Linked DNA regions of Homo sapiens: region 1 is linked to region 2. Evidence: chromatin loops called from intact Hi-C (ENCODE). Cell type or tissue: Calu3. All regions are shown on one strand.

Region 1 (8,000 bases), 390 kb before region 2:
TTGCATCACTTAAAAAATGTTGTTCCACTTCCCCTTAACTACCATGTTTCCTTATATAAAATATACAGTATTCAAATCAGAATTCTCCATTTGTATTGAGTTTCTGGGTGCATTCAAAAATTTTTTCTTTGTTTTTTAATTTCAGAAGTTTTAGAGTGTAGATTTTTTGTAGCTTCTTCTCCTTAGAGTTTCCTGAGCCTCCTCAGGCATCTTTAAGATTTTATCTTTCGCCAAATTAAGGAAGTTTCTGGCTATTTTTCTTTAGATATTTTTTCTCATACTTTCTTCCTCCTTCTGTGGTTCAGATGACACCAATATTAGGCTTTTTGACATTGTTTCACAGGACTCAGAGGCTCTGTTCATTTTATTTTTAAGTCTCTTTTTACTCTCTTCTTTGAAATAGTTAATTTCTCATGATCGGTATTCAAGTCATCTGCCTCTTTTCCTCTGTTATCTCCATTATCCTATTTAGTCCATCCAGTGAATTTTCTCTTTGGACTGTCACATTGTCCAGTTCTAAAATTTCCATTTTTCATCTTCATATATTCTTTCTCTTTGCTGAGACCTTCTATTTTTCTATTCATTATGAGTCTTTTCATTTGCCTGTTAGAGCATGGTTATAATATCTCTTTAATGTCTTTATCTGATAAATACAACATTCCTGTCATTTTGATTGTGATATTTTTAATTGTCTTTTTCTTTAAGAGTTAAGAGACGATCACACTGGTTTCTCATATGCCAAATAATTTTAAATTATATCCTGGGCATTTTGAGAATATGTTATGAGACTCTGATTATGTCTTAAATCATAAGAAAAAGGTTGATTTTCTTCTTATATTAAGCAATCAACCTATTCAGGCTTATGGAACAAACTCTGATCTGCCTTCTTTGGATTGTGACTCCAATGTCTGCACCATTTCTTTAAGTGTTTTCAATGCTATTTGGATCAGTCTGTGTGTGCATTTCCAAGTAGCAATTTTTGGCCTGGGTGATGGTCTTTATTGTAGCTTAGTTTTCAAAGCCTTATTATACCATCTGTGGTCAGATGTTTACATGCTCAGTTCAGGGTATAGTCCAGCAGTACATACGCAACTTCGTGGTATTCATCTCTCTCTCTTCTCACATTCACTGTCATTCTAACTCTTTCTTCAGCTCCCTCATTTTTGCAATCTCCATAATACTTCTCAATTTCCTGAAGCCTCTTTTCCACATCCTCTGGTGAAAAAGCCCAGGCTTTAGTTTACCTGTTCTTCTATGTACTTCTCATAACTGAGTTTGCATTTTGAGCCAAATAGCAGGAGGACAGCAAGAAGTCAAAGCAACAGGGATCTCCCTTCTGTTCTTAGGATCATGACTCTTCTGTTAAAAAAAAAAAAAAAAAAAAAAGTTAGACTGGGTGCTGTCAATACTGTCACATTGGGGATTAAGTTTAAACATGAATTTCAAAGGGAACAAACATTCAAACCATGAGATCACTTTATTTGCATTTTTCCTTCAATTCCCTTTTCAATCCTATGAAATGTAGGCATCACTATTTCCAATAATAATCAGAGACATGGCTGGGCATGGTGGCTAACACCTGTAATCCCAGCACTTTTGGAAGTACAGTTGAGAGGATTGCTTGAGCCAAGGAGTTCAAGACCAGCCTGGGCAACATAGTAAGTCCTGATCTCTATAAAATAAACATAAGAAAATTAAAAAAAAAGGAAAAAGAAATGTTCCCTCTCCTACTTTTAGGTGTCTGTTGAACTACCATTATTAATGCTTCAGCTATAGAATTCTCTCAGGGCTAGAGTACAGGAGATAATGGAAAAAAGAAAGAAAAATAGCCACCAAGATTTCTCCCACTCTCTGTTTGAGAAGTCCCGTTTCCTATTTCATGAAGCTCCTGGAGCTCTTTCTGCCTTCATCCAGCCTGCAATTTTATGCTGCCTTTGTTTCTAGGCCAGGAAATACAGGAGAGGGGAAAAATGGCAATTTCACCACCAGTTTAGTGATACCTTGAATTACCATCTTTTTTTCCAATCTACCTCCTACCATTTATTCTTTACAGTCCTCAGATATCTGTACTTAGTCTTGCATTAAGTGAGAGAGACCCTGTTCAGGAACCTCCATATTTTGGCCTGCTAAAAAAAAACAGAATTTAAAAAGGTGACCAGAGAAGAGTGAGTGATGGAAATTGAAGGAAGGGAGTGCAGTTGGGGATCATAGACAGGAGCAAGATCATAAATAGAGGGTGTTTGGATTTCATTCTAATAACAAGAAATTTCTAAAGAATTTAATCAGGACATAGATATAATATGTATATTACAAAAAGATCACTTGTACTGCTGTATGGAGAATGAATCGTAGGAATTTAAGATGTATGTTGGTGGTTTAAACATTGAATACAAGTTGCATAGAGAAAAAGCATTTTCAAGGTGGGGCACAATAATTTGTCAATGGATTACATATGGGGAAAGAGGAAAGCAAAGCGATAAGGATGGTGCTGACATTTTTACCTTCAACAACTGGACAGGCAACAGTGACATTTACTGATATGAAAAAGATGGGGAAAAAGCAAGAATTAGAGCTGAATGTAGAGGGGTTTTTGATCCTTTGGATGTGCTACGTTTGATACACCAATTATGCACCCAATTGGAGATGTCAACTAGGCAGTTCGAGTCATTCTATTCCATTATCGTGAGTGCTACTGATGGTGAACTATGTTGGATATATTTGGCATAGGTTAAACAAACAAACAAACAAACAGAACATATAAAAGAGCATGCATAAAACACTCAAATATATTTCTCTATTTCTCACAAATACTCATGATGGGTCAGTAGTGCCATGTTACTATAAGCAGAAATCATCCTATATTTTCCTGGAAGCTTATCAGACTCACATTTGTTGGTGATGGGTTGCTTGGAGGTAATTTCATAAGAAGCCTAAAGTTCTTAAATTTTATTTTTATTTTATTTATTTATTTTTTGAGACAGAGTCTTGCTCAGATGCCGAGGCTGGAGTGCAGTGGCACCATCTCAGCTCACTGCAAGCTCCACCTCCCAGGGTTCACGCCATTCTCCTGCCTCAGGCTCCCGAGTAGCTGGGACTACAGGCGCCCGCCACCACACCTGGCTAATTTTTATTTTTTATTTTTTAGTAGAGATGGGTTTTCACCGTGTTAGCCAGGATGGTCTCGATCTCCTGATCTTGTGATCTGCCCGCCTCGGCCTCCCAAAGTGCTGGGATTACAGGCATGAGCCACCACGCCTGGCCTAAAGTGCTTAGATTTTATTATATTACTTATAGCTGTAAACCAATATTTGTTTTTGGTCTCTTTTATAATCAAAGTACAATATGATGCACTACTTCTCAATGTCTGAGTTATTTGAAACAGAAAAAGATCTTCCGGTACTTTTAACAGTTCACATTGTTCTTTCTCAGGCCTTGTCACTTTGATGCCTCTCTGCCTGTGTGTGATTAACAGATGATTCCTTATCCTTCATTTAGTCTTCTGGTCTCTAATGAGTAACTATTATTCAGAACACCGCTTAATGAAAAAAGACTTACTGCTTTCTGGATCTTTTTTATTGTCTAAGGTTTAGAACTTGAGGACCACCTGGATTCCTACTTGCTAACAAATCATGACATTCTTTCAACTCCTCATTACATCTGAATTATTAGCCTAAATCAGGAAATGTGCACACACAAATGCACACACACAAACATATACACTGTACAAATATATGTGCATACACACATATTCCCTGTGGTGAGCAAGATAGGATGGCCCTATACTTTTGACATTCTATCCGGATCTCTCAGGAGGAGGGATGTAACAGGAGCCATGTTCCTCCAGAAATAAGACAGTGAGACAGAATGGCATCTAATTAAAATGTTTATGGCATTTCCCATGAGATATAAGCCACTGACATTTTCCAGACTGCAAGCCAAGAAATGCTTAGGATTATACAGATGTACTTTGCAATCTACAATTGCCATGCAATGAAAACATAGCTTAGACACAGTTCAGGAAATATAGATTGGTTAACCTTTCTTTAGAACTCAGAAATTAAAAGTTAGGTCCTATGAGAATTTATGGTAAGTTGAGCAGCTCATCTCTTCTCAAAGTAAATCAAGAATCCATTTTCTCTTTTCCATAAGTCATCTTCCTCTAGAGTAGTTTCTCTCATCTGTATCTGAGGCTGCCAAAACCGCAGCTGCTTCATTATATCTCCTACTCCCAACTGCTGTACTCTTCCTGCTAATTCTCACAGTTTGGCAGTCCTACACTATCATATTTCCAAGAGGTGAACGATGATGCTGACCTCAGCTCTCTTAACCTCAGCTCTCTGTCCATTCCTCAGTTTCTCATAATATCAGTCATTCATGCCTTTGAATAAATGTTTATCGAGCAACTAACTACCCTGTTCCAGGCACCCTTAGAATGATGAGATGTGTCAGTAATCAAAGTAGACATAACTTCTGTTCTCCTGCAGCTTACATTCTGAGGGGGAGAAGGAACAAATAATTAACAAGAAATAAGCAAAGAACATTATTTTCTGTGGTGGTGAATACCATGAAGAAAATAAAACAAGCTAGGGGAAAAGATAGTGCTAATGAGAAGAGTAATTTGGTCCTTTACCTTCAATCCTTCAGCATGCAAGTCTTCACTTCCTTCCTTCAAGGATTGGTATTGCCCTAGAATTGATTCTTTCACTCACAGAGGCATTCATGAAGACCCCAAATGCTCAGCTTATTTTTCATAGTTCATTTTTATTAGTCTAAAATAACTGTTTTAGGCTGAAAATGGAGAGCGCACTTTGTCACTCCAAGCTTAATTTCCTATCGGCAATGGATGTAAGTCTTTGCGTTATTATGCAAGGCATCATCAATTCTTGCTTTTTCACTCTCTGAGACCTGAAGATTTTTCGGTACATTTTCTAATAGAGACATCTATCTGTTGCTTCTACTTATATTATTTTTCCAAAAATTCTGCAGAACCTTTGTGAGGAAACTAAGCATTCCTGTACATTGAGCTAGACTTGATTGTTAAGCAAAATTCCTTCCTTTACTAATCACTATAAGTGGAAAGGTGGCAATATATAGTATTCTCCCTTTGTGCAGAGAAGTGGATTGCAGTGGGATGGAAGAGAGGAAATATTTTACTATTTCATTAAAATAAGATAGAATATGCTTTGGAACTAAAGAAAACATTCCATATGAACATTTCTATTAAACTGAGTTTTACCTAGAAAATCCGCAGACATGTTTAGAAGCTAAGTATGAATTTGGATAAAGCATCAATATAAGAAAGCATTCTTAACTATTAATAAACCTCCAAAGACTGTATGCTAAAGATAGCTTTTAAGTGGCTGTTAACTTTAATCAGGAATATTTTCTAAAACTGCTTATATTTATTTACACCTTCTCTCCAAAAGGACTCATAGAAAACATCTTTTGGGTTTTTTTTATTTTTTTTTAAACTTGTGATAGTCACCACTCAGCTAATGTCCAACAGGCATTCTATTGGCCTTTCCATATGTCCAATGCATAGCAATATATATGCCTAAAAGCAGAATATAATTGGGATCACCTTGGCATACACACTTTCGCAATAGACCTAAGCAGAAAGCTATATAAGACATACTGCTTCTCGGCCGGGCGCAGTGGCTCACGCCTGTAATCCCAACACTTTAGGAGGCCGAGGCGGGTGGATCACGGTGTCAGGAGATCGAGACCATCCTGGCTAACACGGTGAAACCCCGTCTCTACTAAAAATAAAAAAAAAAAAACTAAAAAAAAAAAAAAAAAAAATTACCCAGTGTGGTGGCAGGCGCCTGTAGTCCCAGCTGCAGTCGGTGTGGTAGCAGAGCTACAGCTGGGCATGGTGGCAGGCGCCTCCGTCCAGACTAAGGCAGGAGAATGGCGTGAACCCGGGAGGCGGAGCTTGCAGGGGGCCGAGATCACGCCGCTGCACTCCAGCCTGGGCGACAGAGTGAGACTCCGTCTCAAAAAAGAACAAAAAACACAACAAACAAAAAACCCACCATACTTCTTCTTAGGTATCAGTAGCAGGGTTTGAGAGGTCATGATAGATGATAGATCTCTATTTTATATTGCAATGGAATATATTAGCCACATGGCAAAAGGGGTTACATATGCAGTCTAGATTCAAGAATACCAAACTATATGAGGTTTGAAAACAATTTCAGAGCAATGGAATTCCATTCGTCTAATTTTATTTTTTCTTTTAAATTCAAAACACATTCATTGACATAACGTAGGAATTGTAGATAAGCAATTTTAAAAAGACTTAGCATTGTTAAAACCTTAGGACATTTTTCAAAAGCCTCTTTTTTATAGAAATTGTGATTTTGTATTTTTCTAGTAGTCTGATCTCTTTTCCCTTATACCTGGCACTGTGCAAGATTCAATGGTGAGCAAAAATTATTTAGTTTCTGCTCTCAGATTCTAGAAAATATTGTAAGTATCTTTCCATGTTGATACATATTCATTATCACATGAATACCTAAGTCTATACTTTATGTATTATTTAACCTTGTCCCATGCAGACATTTCATTTTTCTCTACCTTTTTTCATTATTCACAATAATTCTCCTGTGGAAATCCTGGAAGCAAATGTCTCTTTCCTCCCACCCAGTTCAATTTGACTTCCTACCTTCTCCTCTAATTTAGTGCCAGCTGTTGATCTGATTGTATCATGTGCACTGCTGTAGAAATGTGCACTATTGTAAGAAGTGCTTTGTATGCAAACCAAAAGAATTGTGTAATTCAAAGTCTGTAGTGGTTTTTGATGCCATCATATTCAGCCAGCAATACTTTAAAAGCCAATTCAGGTGGCACGCAGTGGCTCATGCCTGTAATCCCATCACTTTGGGAGGCTGAGACAGGCAGATCACTTGAGGCCAGAAGTTCGAGACCAGCTTGGCCAACATGGTGAAACCTCATCTCTGATAAAAATATGAAAATTAGCCATGCCTGGTGGTGCAAGCTTGTAATCCCAGCTACTCAGGACTCTGAGGCATGAGAATAAGTTGAACCCAGTAGGTGGCGTTCTCAGTGAGCCGAGATCATGCCACTGTACTCCAGGCTGGACAAAAGAACAAGACTCCATCTGAAAATAAATAAATTAATTAAATAAATAAAAGCCAATTCAGGGAAAATCAACTTTCCAGATACTGAATTTATGGAATGACTTAATTTTAAACACCTAGCACTTCCTCATTTCTGGACATTTTATATAAATGAATGAGCTTTCCCTTAAACATAGATTATTTTTCTTTAGCTTGAATACTTACACTTTCTGAGAATTGATCATTTGACAAATTGACTTCAGACATATTGCTTACCCTCCCCCAATGAAACATTGCTGAAAAAATGGCTTGTACTTGGAGGAGTGCAGGTAGTAATACTTACTTATCCAACGTCATACTACCATCCCTTTCTGTAGCCTCACAAGGATTTATATACATGAATCAAAGCAATAAGCTCACAGAGCTCATCTTCCTTTCTCATAGTATCAAGGTTTACCCTGATAGGTGGAAGAAGGAAGTGATAAATATAACAATATCTAATCTCATGTCCATGAATAAAGAGGGCTTCCTAAGTTTGATTTATAAATGATCATTAGACCTGGCACTTATAGCCTATATGATTTTTCAAAGAGATCAGTTTTGCCTGCAAAGCATGAATGCAATAAGCTGAGTCATCATCTCCAATGTTTCACCCAATTGCTGAATTCAAGGATAGGTAGTAGAAATGGTCTTCAGAAAGTTTTCTCATTCTAAAACACTTAGATCTGCAGTCACAGCTGGACTTCATACGGTTTCAAAGCCACACAGCTGCTTAAGAAACCCCATGACTCTGCCTTGATAAATAGTGGTTCCTTGAAAGTTTGAAAAGCCAGAAATGAAATCCTAATTTCAGATAATAGAAATATAAATCAGAATCTCTTCTGTGCTTTGCATTTGCATGGAAGGTGATGGTAAATT
Region 2 (8,000 bases):
ACTGTCTTCCACAATGGTTGAACTAGTTTATGCTCCCACCAACAGTGTAAAAGCGTTCCTATTTCTCCATATCCTCTCCACCATCTGTTGTTTCCTGACTTTTTAATGATCGCCATTCTAACTAATGTGAAATGGTCTCTCATTGTGGTTTTGATTTGCATTTCTCTGATGACCAGTGATGATGAGCATTTTTTCATGTGTCTGTTGGCTGCATAAATGTCTTCTTTTCAGAAGTGTCTGTTCATATCCTTTGCCCACTTTTTGATGGGGTTGTTTGTTTCTTGTAAGTTTGTTTAAGTTCTTTGTAGATTCTGGATATTAGCCCTTTGCCAGATGGGTAGATTGCAAACATTTTCTCCCATTCTGTAGGTTGCCTGTTCACTGTGATGGTAGTTTCTTTTGCTGTGCAGAAGCTCTTTAGTTTAATTAGATCCCATTTATTAATTTTGGCTTTTGTTGCCATTGCTGTCGGTGTTTTAGTCGTGAAGTCCTTGCCCATGCCTATGTCCTGAATGGTATTGCCTAGGTTTTCTTCTAGGGTTTTTTATGGGTTTAGGTATAACATTTAAGTCTTTAATCCATCTTGAATTAATTTTTGTATAACATGTAAGGAAGGGATCCAGTTTCAGCTTTCTACATATAGCTAGCCAGTTCTCCCAGCACCATTTATTAAATATGGAATCCTTTCCCCATTTCTTGTTTTTGTCAGGTTTGTCAAAGATCAGATGGTTGTAGATGTGTGGTGTTATTTCTGTGGCCTCTGTTCTGTTCCATTGGTCTATATCTCTGTTTTGGTACCAGTACCATGCTGTTTTGGTTACTGTAGCCTTGTAGTATAATTTGAAGTCAGCTAGTGTGATGCCTCCAGCTTTGTTCTTTTGGCTTAGGATTGACTTGGCAATGTGGGCTCTCTTTTGGTTCCATATGAACTTTAAAGTAGTTTTTTCCAATTCTGTGAAGAAAATCATTGGTAGCTTGATGGGGATGGCATTGAATCTATAAATTACCTTGGGCAGTATGGCCATTTTCACGATATTGATTCTTCCTATCCATGAGTATGGAATATTCTTCCATTTCTTTGTGTCCTCTTTTATTTCATTGAGCAGTAGTTTATAGTTCTCCTTGAAGAGGTCCTTCACATCCCTTGTAAGTTGTATTCCTAGGTATTTTATTCCCTTTGTAGCAATTGTGAATGGGAGTTCACTCATGATTTGGCTCTCTGTTTGTCTATTATTGGTGTATAGGAATGCTTGTGATTTTCGCATATTGATTTTGTGTCCTGAGACTTTGCTGAAGTTGCTTATCAGCTTAAGGAGATTTTGGGCTGAGACGATGGGGTTTTCTAAATATACAATTGTGTCATCTGCAAACAGGGACAATTTGACTTCCTCTTTTCCGATTTGAATACCCTTTATTTCATTCTCTTGCCTGATTGCCCTGGCCAGAACTTCCAACACTATGTTGAATAGGAGTGGTGAGAGAGGGCATCCCTGTATTGTGCCAGTTTTCAAAGGGAATGCTTCCAGTTTTTGCCCATTCAGTATGATATTGGCTGTGGGTTTGTCATAAATAGCTCTTATTTTGAGGGTTTTGACCCCTTGTGCTTCCCGGGTAAGGCAATGCCTGGCCTCGCTTCGGCTCGCCCTCCGTGGGCTGCACACACTGTCCAACCAGTCCCAATGAGATGGACCACGTACCTCAGTTGGAAATGCAGAAATCACTTGTCTTCTGCTTCGATCACGCTGGGAGCTGCAGACCAGAGCTGTTCCTATTTGGCCATCTTCTATCATCACCTAGGTTATTAAGCCCAGCATCCATTAGTTGTTTTTCCTGATGCTCTCCCTTCTCCCAACTCCAACTCCATCTATGCCCCTGCAAAATACACGATCTTTTTTTTTATGGCTGCATATTATTCCATGGTGTATATGTACCACATTTTCTTTATTCAGTCTATCATTGATGGGCATTTAGATTGATTCCATATCTTTGCTATTGTTAATAGTGCTGCAATGAACATACTCATGTATGTATCTTTATAATAGAATGATTTATATTCCTTTGGGTAGATACCCAGTAATGGGATTGCTGGGCCAAATAGTACTTCTGCCTCTAGGTCTTTGAGGAATTGCCACACTGTCTTCCACAATGGTTGAACTAATTTACGCTCCCACCAGCAGTGTAAAAGTGTTCCTTTTTTTTCACATTTGTGATTATTAAGTTTTAATTTAGTTCTACTATCACATTATCTGCTTTTTGTTTATTTGCTCTGATTTTTGTTCCTCTGTTTTCCCTTTTTTATTTTCTTGTAGGTTTTTTCAAAATTATATGGTTCCATTTTAATCTGTATATTGTATTTAAAAGTATTTAAAAGTATAATGTGCATATAGTTTTCTTTGTTTTTTTTTTCTCTAGAGGCAGTAACATACCTACTTGACTTTTTGCAATCTACTTAGTCAATATTTTACCACTTCAACTGGAATATAAAAATCTTACTACCATGTAGGTCCTTTACTCTATCATCTTTATCTTACAGTTTTCTTATATGTTACATCTACATACATCTTATATGTTACATCTACATGCAATGATTTAAATTTAAATTGTCAAACATAGTCTAAAGAAATCAAGATGAGAAAATTAGTGTGTTGTATTTACTGACATATTTATCATCTTGGTTGCTGTTCCTTCATTCCTGTTTTCAAAAATTTCTTCTAGTATTATTTCCTTTCTGTCTGATAAAATTCCTCTGGAAATCCTTTATAGGAGGTCTGTTGGCTAGAACTCTAAATTTTTCTTTATCTTAGAATAACTTTATTTCACTTTCATTTCTTAAGGATATTGTCACTGAGTATAGCATTTTGAAATAAGGGACCTTTCCATTATTTAGAAAATGTGCCACTTTCTTCATGTGGGGCTTCTATGGTTTCTGATGAGTAATCTGCAGTAATTTAAATTACTGTTCCCTGTTAGGAAATGATTGCCCCACCCTCTTGGAGCCACAGCTCCACCAACTGGGTAAGAAGATTCCTTACCCTCAGGAGTTTGGCTGCTGCAAGCTTCTGTTACTGCTGAGTGCTGCTACCACTATGGTATTGCTTGGATCCTGGGGCAAAGGAGAACAGAGAAAAGAAACCAAAAAAATCGATGAATTATCACATTCCCTATGAGAATTAAATGCTCACTTTCTCACTCTCTAAGATAGAACTAGAAGGTTTTTCCTGGAGCTTCCTATATCTGTTCCCTAGTACCCAATTCTAGTGAATTGAATTTAACCAAGAGGGCACTTGAGGACAAAAAATGCTAACCTCACTGCCAGTTCAGTGGTATCTTGAATTCTGGCCTCCTACTCCAAATTTGCCTGCTTCTATTTACTTTTCTAAGACCTCAAATATCTGCTCCATGCATCTTGTCCAAATTTATTGCTGTACTCAGTGGAAGAAAGAAGATGGAGTGTGCTTACTCCATCTCACTCAGAACTACAGCTAGGGCATTTTTATGGTAATTAATTTTGTTCTTATTCGATTCAGAGAGCTTTTGTTCAACTCCTGTAAAGTGACTATTTGCATTCTGATTCTATATGCACTGCTATTGTGATTTTATATTCAAAGGAAACTTTATTCTCTAAGTTACCATTGGATACCTTACTGATTCTACATGTAACAACTACCATATTTAGCAAAATTTATTCTGTGTTTTCTAACAATTTTCTAATGCACTGTGGCAAATGTTAGCTTATATATTCCAACAATTTTGTCATGCATTTTATATTCTGTATCTGTATTTCCAAAGTTAAAATGAAATGGCTTGCATAAGTTGGTTTAGAAAATATGCATTTAATGGATGGAATGATGGATGGATGAGTGGGGGTACAGTTCAATAGAAGAATAAATATACACACTGCTTTCTAAAGGGAGCAATGTTTGGCCTTTTTCTACTCAAGGGTAGATGAGTCATGTGAATGGAGACTTTTATTCACTTCCTCAGTCTTACAAGGATCCTAAGTCTGATATTCTGTAGGGAAAAAGATGCCCCGAAGATAATCTTGTAGCTTTTAAAAAAATCTGAATAATGAATACTAGAAAAGCTAGTTGTTTGCTTTTCTGGGCCTATTATTCTCCACACCCCTAAATTATTCTGCAACGTACAAAACTAAACACTTTGTGGTAGAGACTCAACTGTTAAGGTAATAACTCAGAGGTGGAATAAGTTAGATATTTAGGAAGGCCTGGATATTCACTTGGCCATGAGGAGACAATTTGGGGCATTATAGCAGAGTGGGCTTCTGGAGGAATTTCCTCTAATCCCTTATTTCTTGTAGGCAGCATTGGAGTATGCCACACTTTTTACTAAAATGTTGAGGTTTGGGGAAAGGATAAGATGTAATCTAATAGGCATTTATCTTTAAATCCTTCCTACTCTTAGCATATCTCTGAGGAACAGCAACAGTTCTACAGTTTAATGTGACAGATGGTTGGGAGCAAAGTTAAAGAATTTAGAGAATTATTTATTGCTTTGAAACACCGAATTACAAATCAACCAAAAGGTCTCCTAGAAACTTGATAGAACTGTTGGGTCACCCAAAATGTGATTTGTGCCCAGAAGTTTCAGAATCAGAGAGAGCAGTTTCCTGTTTACTAGGTAAATGTCTCTGGAAAAGTTAACTAAAAAATCCAAGTCTCAATTGCTGTATTGTGAAATGAAAATAATAATGTTAACTTTTTGTTTTTTTTTCTTTTTTTGAGACAGAGTCTCCCTCTGTTGCCCAGGCTGAAGTGCAGTGGTGCGATCTTGGCTCATGGCAATCTCCGTCTCCAGGGCTCAAGCAATCCTCCCACCTCAGCCTCCAAAATAGCTGAGACTACAGACATGCACCTCCATGCCCGGTTAACTTCTATATTTTTTAATAGAGATGGAGTTTCACCTTGCTAGCCAGTCTGGTCTCAAACTCCCAGCCTCAAGTGATGCACACACCTCGGACTCCCAAATTGCTGGGATTACAGGTGTGAGCCATGGTGTCTGGCCAATAATACTGTTAACTTTGTCAGCTGATATAAAAACTAAATGACAAAATGGTTGGAAGTGCTGTATTAGTTTTATATGCTAGCTGTGAGAATTTGCCACAAATTTTTGGCCTAAAACACCATAATATTTATTATCTTACAGTTCTTAAGAGCAGGAGTTTGATGTGGATCTTACAGGGTGAGATCGAGGTTTTGGCACAGTGCTTTCCTTCTGGGGGGCTTTAGGGAAGAATTCATGTTTTGCCTTCTCCAGCTTCTATAAACCACCCATCTTCATTTTCTCATGGCCTTCTTCTTCCATCTTCAAGTTGAACAGTTTAAGACCGAGTCCTGCTCATGAGAGGAGCTCTTCAGTTCTCTTGTTAAGAGTTCTCTTTCCATTTTAAGAACACTCAGGATTACATTAGACACATCTCGATAATTCAGGCTAGTCTAGCTCCTTGAAAGTTACTGGGCATGGTGGCTCACGCCTGTTATCCCAGCGCCTTCGGAGGCCAAGGCGGGAGGATCACCTGAGGTCAGGAGTTTGAGACCAGCCTGGCCAATATGGCGAAACCCTGTCTCTACTAAAAATACAAAAAAAAAAATTTAGCCAGGCATGATGGCACATGCCTATAATCCCAGCTGCTTGGGAGACTGGGAGAGGACAATCACTTGAACCCAGGAGACAGAAGTTGCAGTGAGCTGAGATCGTGCCACTGCACTCCAGCCTGGGTGACATAGCAAGACTGCATCTTGAAAAAAAAAAAAAAAAAAAAAAGTTACCTGATTAGCAACCCTAATTTCATCTGCAACTGTAATTCTTCTTTGCCAGGTATCCTAATATATTCACATGTTCTGGGAATTAGAATGTGAAGATTTTTGGGTAGGGGAGCATTATTTTGCCTATTTGAAGTGCTAATTATTATTGGCAGGTTCTTCGGTTTCTATTTTTAGTCTGTGGAAACAACAATAGTATCAATTTCAATTTCATAGTGTATTTGTGATAATTAAATAAACTAGTGGACATAAAACATCAAAGAGATCTTTTAGTAAATGATAGCTATTACTTAGTAGTTAGAGTCTAGTTTTTCACACTAGTAAAATAATAATTGATATATTAAGAAATTTAATATTGTGAAAATTAGAGAGAATATGTGTATAGTTCCTAACACTTCTTGGTTGTACAAACTCAGTTTAGTTACTTAACATTTTTGGTCCTTATATTTCTCATCTGTAGAATATGCTCAATAATTGCATAGCCCTCGTAGAATTTTTGAAAAGATAAAATTTAAAAATGGACATAGAGCTTTTAGCATGTTACCTGATACCTAATAAGTGCTCAATAGCAAGTTAGTCATTATTATAATTTGTAATAATAACACAAATTTTTATTATTAATTTTTGAGACAGGGTCTCGTTCTGTTACCCAGGCTGTAGTGTATCGGCTTGATCATGACTTACTGCAGCCTCTACCTCCCAGGCTCAAGTGATCCTCCTCCCTCAGCCTCCCCAGTAGCTGGGACTATAGGCATGTGCCAATACACCTGGCTACTTTACATATTTATTTTTTGTAGAAACGGAGTCTCACTTTATTGCCCAGGCTATAATAATACAAAGCATTAATCATCTCTACATGTTCTATGATCTATAGCTCTTTCTACAATAACTTCCTCTTAAAAGATTTCTCAATTTTCTTGGCATAATCAATGTTCTATGAGAGAACTGGGAAAGTGTTTGTCATGGACAGATGGATTCAGTCTCTCCAGCCAAACCAGATTACTCCCCACATGCAGAATCTCTCCCTTTTCCAGAGGCCTATTGAGGTTGAGTCAAAAGCAAAGATAAATGGGCATTCTTAGGCTGACCATAAGCCAAGAGAAGAGAGGACATATCCTTGCCAAATTCATGTGTACTAGAAGTGACGCACAGCCAGATGGTGCAAGCCATGGAGTTCTAACAATCTACAGAATGTCTTGAGAAGCATCTGGTTATTTAAAGATTTCTGAAGCCATTCTTATTCATCAGCCTCTTTCACTGGCCTGAGGTTATTATTTGAGACGCTATCATTCGGGGGAACTTTTCTTAACAAAGAGTGTACATTTATCCATCTGTTCATAAATTATCTATTAAAATACAACCTGAGTCCAAGCTTTTTATAATGGGATGGGATCTGACCCTTCTTCCCTTCTTTGCTTTTTTCCACTGAGTGACATTTTATGTGCACCAAGGCCAGGAAATGTATTGTTTTTTTCAAATACACATGCTATCTTCTGAGGCCTTTTTGTTTGTATATATCTTCTATTCCTTCTACCAAGAATGCTCTTAGCCTCCTTATCCACTTAGAAAACCTGTATTGACCATTCAACAGCTGTCTCAGATACTACTTCCCTCTCCACATCTCTTTGCCAATTGTCCATCTCTCCATTTCTAAGCTACCTTCAGGCCTTGTATTGGTCCTTTCCTTCCACTTAGAATATACCATTATGACTTGTTTCTTTACTATCTTGTCCACCAACTACATAGTGATCTACTTGAGGCAGAAAACATGTCTTTTCTATCTCCATGTCCCATATAGCAGCACAGAACCTAGTACACTGCTGAAAGTATGGCAAATTTTTGACAAAGGAAGCAGTGAACTCAAGAATATTTGAGCTCCAAGAATCATTGGCTTAAAAAAATAATTTATGAAAAGGATATGGAAGTATTAATGAAACTAAAGATTGGAAAGGGAAGCTGGGGCTCAAATGAGCAGTTGTCAGTTTCATGACTGATTCTCTCCATCTCTCACTGTTAAAAATTCCTTGGTTTCTGTGACACTGGACACATCTATTTCCTTTTTTCCTCTCTTCAGCCTGCTGTCTTTGCATCTCAAGCAAAAGAGGCAAGAAGATAGGTACCCCAAAATGACCACCTTAGTCTCCTCTGTATTATGGTTCTCTAGAGGTACAGAACTAATAAGATATAAATATATGAGTTTATTAAGTATTAACTCACATA

Evidence for each region. Hi-C counts contacts between places; a loop is a spot of excess contacts. Peaks named below come from ENCODE experiments on the same cell type or tissue, not always from the same donor. Only the 100,000 strongest peaks of a DNase experiment are listed, where the experiment ranks them.
Region 1: a loop joins it to region 2, with 2.6 times the contacts of the local background. A loop is called at or near these places in 4 of 110 quality-filtered maps.

Annotation. Positions count from the first base shown.
Region 1 is chr5:165,220,662-165,228,661 of GRCh38, forward strand. It overlaps LINC01938 (long intergenic non-protein coding RNA 1938), which reads right to left. Exons shown (of 5, transcript NR_183276.1): 5 at 1-1,359. Among named protein-coding and RNA genes, the nearest start is that of LINC01938, 19 kb to the right of the region's middle. In Calu3, no CTCF peak of the experiment used is centred here; no DNase peak of the experiment used is centred here.
Region 2 is chr5:165,613,737-165,621,736 of GRCh38, forward strand. No RefSeq gene overlaps it. Among named protein-coding and RNA genes, the nearest start is that of LINC01938, 370 kb to the left of the region's middle. In Calu3, no CTCF peak of the experiment used is centred here; a DNase peak (open chromatin) is centred at 3,005.